2 separate regions of the Homo sapiens genome follow, and region 1 is linked to region 2. A link is an interaction called in ENCODE POLR2A ChIA-PET data of the cell type or tissue named here. Cell type or tissue: Caco-2. All regions are shown on one strand. Links, peaks and the distances in the headings refer to the core of each region. The heading gives the core; the rest is flanking DNA. Region 1 overlaps RNF10 (ring finger protein 10). Region 2 has its middle 13 kb from the start of NRAV.

The links. Peaks named below come from ENCODE experiments on the same cell type or tissue, not always from the same donor. Only the 100,000 strongest peaks of a DNase experiment are listed, where the experiment ranks them.
Region 1: POLR2A ChIA-PET joins it to region 2 with 6 read pairs; 8 of 35 experiments call an interaction of 5 or more read pairs at or near these places.

Annotation. Positions count from the first base shown.
Region 1 is chr12:120,549,108-120,552,016 of GRCh38, forward strand. The region is part of intron 2 of RNF10 (ring finger protein 10); the gene reads left to right. Among named protein-coding and RNA genes, the nearest start is that of RNF10, 16 kb to the left of the region's middle. In Caco-2, for the core only: no CTCF peak of the experiment used is centred there; DNase peaks (open chromatin) are centred at 1,184 and 1,454.
Region 2 is chr12:120,481,539-120,484,447 of GRCh38, forward strand. It overlaps a transcript of DYNLL1 not described here. Among named protein-coding and RNA genes, the nearest start is that of NRAV, 13 kb to the right of the region's middle. In Caco-2, for the core only: no CTCF peak of the experiment used is centred there; no DNase peak of the experiment used is centred there.

The DNA of each region.
Region 1 (2,909 bases), core at 150-2,649, 67 kb after region 2:
GCAGTTGTCTTAGATAGGAACTCTACCAGTTCATCCCCAGTAACAAAAGGAAGGCCTGGTGATGGAGGTGGGTTCGGAGGTAGTTGGAATTCTTTTCTGATTGTTCTAATTTTCTCAGTGGAATATCTAAGGTGAGCCAAGAGGAGATTTGGAAGCCTGAGGAGTGAAGGAGTTGTCTGGGAAAGTGAGGGAATGAATGGACTGCAGAAGCGTACTAGGATTGTAGTACTTCCAGGCACATGAGGGTCTACTGTGGTGAGGCTGGTTGCTGTGGTTGTATTTGTTAGCCCTGTTTGTCTGCTGCAGGGCTGATGTGGAATAGGAAAAGAGTTGAATTAATCAGGGGAAGGTTTTGCCAGGTGAATACAGCAGATATATGAAGAAGTGGGTGATGGGGCCGGGCGCAGTGGCTCACAGCTGTAATCCCAGCACTTTGGGAGGCCAAGGAGGGTGGATCTCCTGAGGCCAGGAGTTTGAGACGGGCCTGGCTAATGTGGCAAAACTCTGTCTCTACTAAAAATACAAAAATTAACCGGGCGTGATGGCAGGTGCCTGTAATTCCAGTTACTTGGGAGGCTGAGGCAGGAGAATTGCTTGAACCCAGAAGGTGAAAGGTGCAGTGACCTGAGATCGCACCACTGCACTCCAGCTTGGGCGACAGAGCAAGACTCCATCTCCAAATAAATAAGTGAATAAATAAATAATAAATAAAAATTTAAAAAAGGAAGTGGGCAGTGGACCACAGGATCTAAGCCAAATCTGAGGGGTTGGATCATTGATTTGGAGGTCCTAGTGGGGGTAAAGAATTGTTGGAGTCAGGACTAAACCTGGGGAAGGAGTGTATTCCGGTCTGGACAACAGAATGCTCAAAGTTAAGATAGTGGAAGAGGTTGTGGTTGTTGGTCTAGACTATAGAACACTCCTGTCTAATAGATCAAGCCATGTGTGTAATCATACATTTTCTAGCTGCCTGCGCTAGAGAAGTAAAAAGTCCATTTTAATATGTTTAATATATTAAATTCAATATATCTAAAATCTAAAAGTTTACCACGTGGTACAGCCACATTTCAAGTGCTTAGTAGCTACATGTAGCTACTGGCTGCTGTGTTGGACATTACAGCTGTAGAACGGAAACCTGTAGGTGTGGTTGGCTGAGATGGGAGGGGCAAGCTAATTGGAAGAGAGGAGGTCAAGGACCTGGAGTTCAGGGTATTGCGAGGATAATCAGGAAGTATGAGTGGCGTCAGAGAAAGTGACAGTGGGCCAGCTAGGACAAGCTGAAGATGATAAAAGGTTGAGAATGTGGAGGATTTTGTTGACTGAGCACAAGCTCTTAGATCTAAGTTTGGGGCATTAAGGGTGGAAGACCGTTTGATTAAAGAGATCAGAGCCATGTGGAGATGAAAAATAAGGGATGACCTGGAAGTCTTGGGCTTCCTGTGTTGCACAAGCAAACAGAATGTGGAGAATGTGGCGTTTTTTTGTTTTTTGTTTGCTTTTTTTTTTTTGGACGAAGTCTCGCTCTGTCGTCCAGGCTAGAGTGCAGTGGCGTGATCTCGGCTCACTGCCAGCTCTGCCTCCTGGATTCACGGCATTCTCCTGCCTCAGCCTCCCGAGTAGCTGGGACTATAGGTGCCCGCCACCATGCCCAGCTAATTTTTTGTATTTTTAGTAGAGACAGGGTTTCACTGTGTTAGCCAGGGTGGTCTCGATCTCCTGACCTCGTGATCCGCCCGCCTCAGCCTCCCAAAGTGCTGGGATTACAGGCATGAGCCACCACACCCGGCCCAGAATGCGGCGTTATTTTTAAGCTTGGTTGTTAATATAAAAAAGGAAGTTATCTGACTGGATGGTATACCACCAGTTGTATTTAATTATTTTTAATTTATTATTTTTGAGACAGGGTCTTGTGGTGTCGCCCAGGCTGGAGTGCAGTGGCATGATTGTGGCCCACTGCAGCCTTGACCTACTGGGCTCAAATTATCCTCCCACCTCAGCCTTCCAAGTAGATGGGACCACAGGCATGCATCACTAAGCCTGGCTAATTTTTAAATTTTTTGTAGAGACATGGGATCCCTGTGTTGTCTAGACTGGTCTCAAACTCCTGGCCTCAAATGATCCTCCCTCCTTGGCCTCCTAAAGCACTGGGATTATAGATGTGAGCCACTGCGCCCATCCTAGTGTTTTTTTTTTTTTTTTTTTTTTGAAATGGAGTTTTGCTCTTGATGCCAGGCTGGAGTGCAATGGTGTGATCTTGGCTCACTGCAACCTCTGCCTCTCGGGTTCAAGCGATTCTCCTGCCTCAGCCTCCCGAGTAGCTGGTATTTCAGGCACCTGCCACTGCACCCGGCTAGTTTTTTTTTTTATTTTCAGTAGAGATGGGGTTTCACCATATTGCCCAGGCTGGTCTTGAACTCCTGACCTCAGGTGATCCGCCTACCTCAGCCTCCCAAAGAGCTGGGATTACAGGCATGAGCTACTATTCCTGGTCACCCATCCTGATTTTATTTTTAAATTTTAGATTTTATTTTTTAGACACAGAATCTCACCCTGTTGCCCAGGCTGGAGTGCAGTGGCTATTTGCAGGTGTATCATAGTGCACTGCAACCTTGAATTCCTGGGCTCAAGTGCCCCTCTTCAGCCTCCTGAGTGGCTGAGAGTGCAGGTGTGCATTACCGTTGCCTAGCTTTGTATTTATTTTTAAAGACTGTATTACTCCATTCTCTCATTGCTATTAAGAACTACCTGAGACTGGGTAATTTATGAAAAAGAGTGGCTTAATTGACTCACAGTTCTGCAGGCTGTACAGGAAACATGGCTGGGGAGCCCTCAGGGAACTTACAGCGGGAGAACGGGAAGCAGGCACATCTTAGGAGGAAGACTGCATAAGAGGAAATGCTACATACTTT
Region 2 (2,909 bases), core at 323-2,822:
ATACAACTAGGATCAACCAAATGGAAGCGATGCATAGGGCAAGGCATGGGGCGGGGCACAGCAGGAGGAGGTGGGAACAGAGCTTCCATGTCCTCTCCAGGTGCACCACCCTCCCAGCACATCAATGCGTTCATCATTCCAGACTTTCGGAACCTCCTGTTCAAGAGTGTTTGGAGCCCAGTCTCTAGCCCCACTCCCCTCCCTGGAGGTTGGGGGAAGGAGCTGAAAGTTTCCATCTCTAGTAATGTGGATAGTCTTTCTGGTGAACTCCCATATGTATGTTAATAAAATAAATGATTAAATTTTGTCTTCTTTTTGTTTGTTTTAGAGACAGGGGTCTCGCTCTGTTGCCCATGGGGCAGTGCAGTGGCATGATGCTAGCCCACGGCAGCCTCGACCTCCTGGACTCAAGTGATCCTCCCGCCTCAGCCTCCCAGAGTGTTGGGATTATGGGTGTAAGCCACCACGCTTGGCCTTCTCTTGTTAATATATCTTTCGTCTGTTTAATTCACAGGTCCCCAAAGACTAAACCTGAGGGTAGATAAAAAGTTTTTCCTCCCAGACACTGTCTACAAACTGATTCTAAAATTTACAGAGAAGCCAGGGCACTGTGTTTTGCACCTGTAGTCTCAGTTGCACACTTGGGAGCTACTTGGGAGCTGAGACAGGAAGATCGCTGGAGGCCAGGAGTTTGAGGCTATAATACACCATGATCATGCCTGTGAGTAGCCAATGCACTCCAGCCCGGGCAACATAGAAAGGCAAAGGTACTAGATTTGCCAAAACAATTTTTTTTTTTTTTGAGATGGAGTCGCGCTCTATCGCCCAGGCTGTAGTGCAGTGGCGCCATCTCGGCTCGCTGCAAGCTCCACCTCCCGGGTTCACGCCATTCTCCTGCCTCAGCCTCTCAGGTAGCTGGGACTACAGGCGCCTGCCACCGTGCCCGGCTAATTTTTTGTATTTTTAGTGGAGATGGGGTTTCACAGTGTTAGCCAAGATGGTTTCAATCTCCTGACCTTGTGATCCGCCTGCCTCGGCCTCCCAAAGTGCTGGGATTACAGGCGTGAGCCACCATGCCCGGCCTAGCCAAAACAATTTTTTTACAGAGAAAGGCAAAGGTACTAGATTAGCCAAAACAATTCTGAAAAAAAAAATAGTCAGAGGACTCACATACTCACATTACCCAACTTCAAGACTCACTATAAAGTTACAGTATTCAAAGTAGGGTGGTATCAGCAAAAAGATAAACACATAGAGCAGTGAGACAGAATAGACAGCCCAGGCCAGACATGGGCTTTGGGAGGCTGAGGCAGGAGGATTGCTTGAGTCCATGAGTTCGAGACCAGCCTGGGCAAGATGGCGAGACCTCCATCTCTACAAAAAAGTAAAAATTTAGCCAGGCATCGGTGGCTCGTGCCTGTGGTCCCAGCTACTCGAGAGGCTGACGCAGGAGGATCCCTCAAGCCCAGGATCCAGCCTGGAAAACAGAGCAAGACCTCATCTCTTAAAGAAAAAAAAAGGCCAGGCACGGTGGCTTACACCTGTAATCCCAGCACTTTGGGAGTCTGAGGCGGGTGGATCACAAGGTCAGGAGTTTGAGACCAGCCTGACCAATGTGGTGAAACCCCGTCTCTACTAAAAATACAAAAATTATCTGGGTGTGGTGGTGCACACCTGTAACCCCAGCTACAAGGGAGGCTGAGGCAGGAGAATTGCTTGAACTTGGGAGGTGGAGGCTGCAGTGAGCTGAGATTGTGCTACTGTACTCTAGCCTGGATGACAGAGAGAAGCTCTGTATCAAAAAAAAAAAAAAAGGTCAGAAGAAGAGCGAAGGTGGTGAGATATATTTTCAAGATTGAGCTTAAAGAATTTAAGCTCATTAATGTGCTTAAATTAGATGTGAGGTGTGAGGAATATACACAAGTCAAGGAAAACTTCTAGATCTCTCTCCTGAGCACCTGGAAGAATGCAGTGGCTATTTACAGTGATAAGGAAGCCTGCAGGATAAGCAGGCAGGTTTGGGAGTAGAATAGGTCTGTTGTGGATGTGTTAGGTTTGAGACAGATGCCTGTTAGACATCCTAGAGCTATTTCAAATAGGACTTAGAGATATGGGATGGGCATTCAGGGGCAAAGTTTGGGGTGAAAATACAAATTTGAGAGTTGTGAGCCATGAAATTTAAAGCCATGAAAATGGAGACTCCCAAGAGAGAGTTTAAATAGAGAAGTAGCCCAATAGAGAAGGCCTGGTTCACTTCTTCCTTCAGATGTCATGGAGAAAAGGGGAAACAAACAGAGGAGCCTGAGGTGGAGCAGCCAGTGAGATGGGAGGACAGCTAAGAGAGTGTGTGGTCCTGGAAGCCAAGGGAGGACCCAGAGGAAGAGAGCAACTGTGACATGTATGGCCATGAAGGGCACTGAGAATTGGCCACTGTGTTTAGCAGCATGGTGGTCACCGGTGACCACCACATTTGAGCTGTGTGGGTGCAGTGGATTAAAGAGAGAATGGGAGGTGAGGAATCGGGGACAGGGAGTACAGACAACTCTTGGAGGAAAGCCGAGATGGGATGGTAGCTACAGGAGAATGTGTAGGCAAGGGAAGCATTTTTAAAAGAATATGACAGCATGTTTGCACGCTGGTGGGAATAATCCAGTAGACAGGGGAAACTGATGATGCAGGAGAGGGAGAAGAGACAATCACAGGAATGAGAGGAGATGGACCCAGTGCCAGGGAGATGGCCTTAGATAGGAGCATGAACAGTTCATACAGGGTAACGGCAAGGGAGGCAGAATGTGTGTATACAGATGTGGGTGGGTGGGTGGGGACAGGTGGTGGAAATGCATGGAAGTTTATGAAAGGAATAAAGTAGATTTATATATCGTGACAGGGAACTCAGAATCATCCCATTT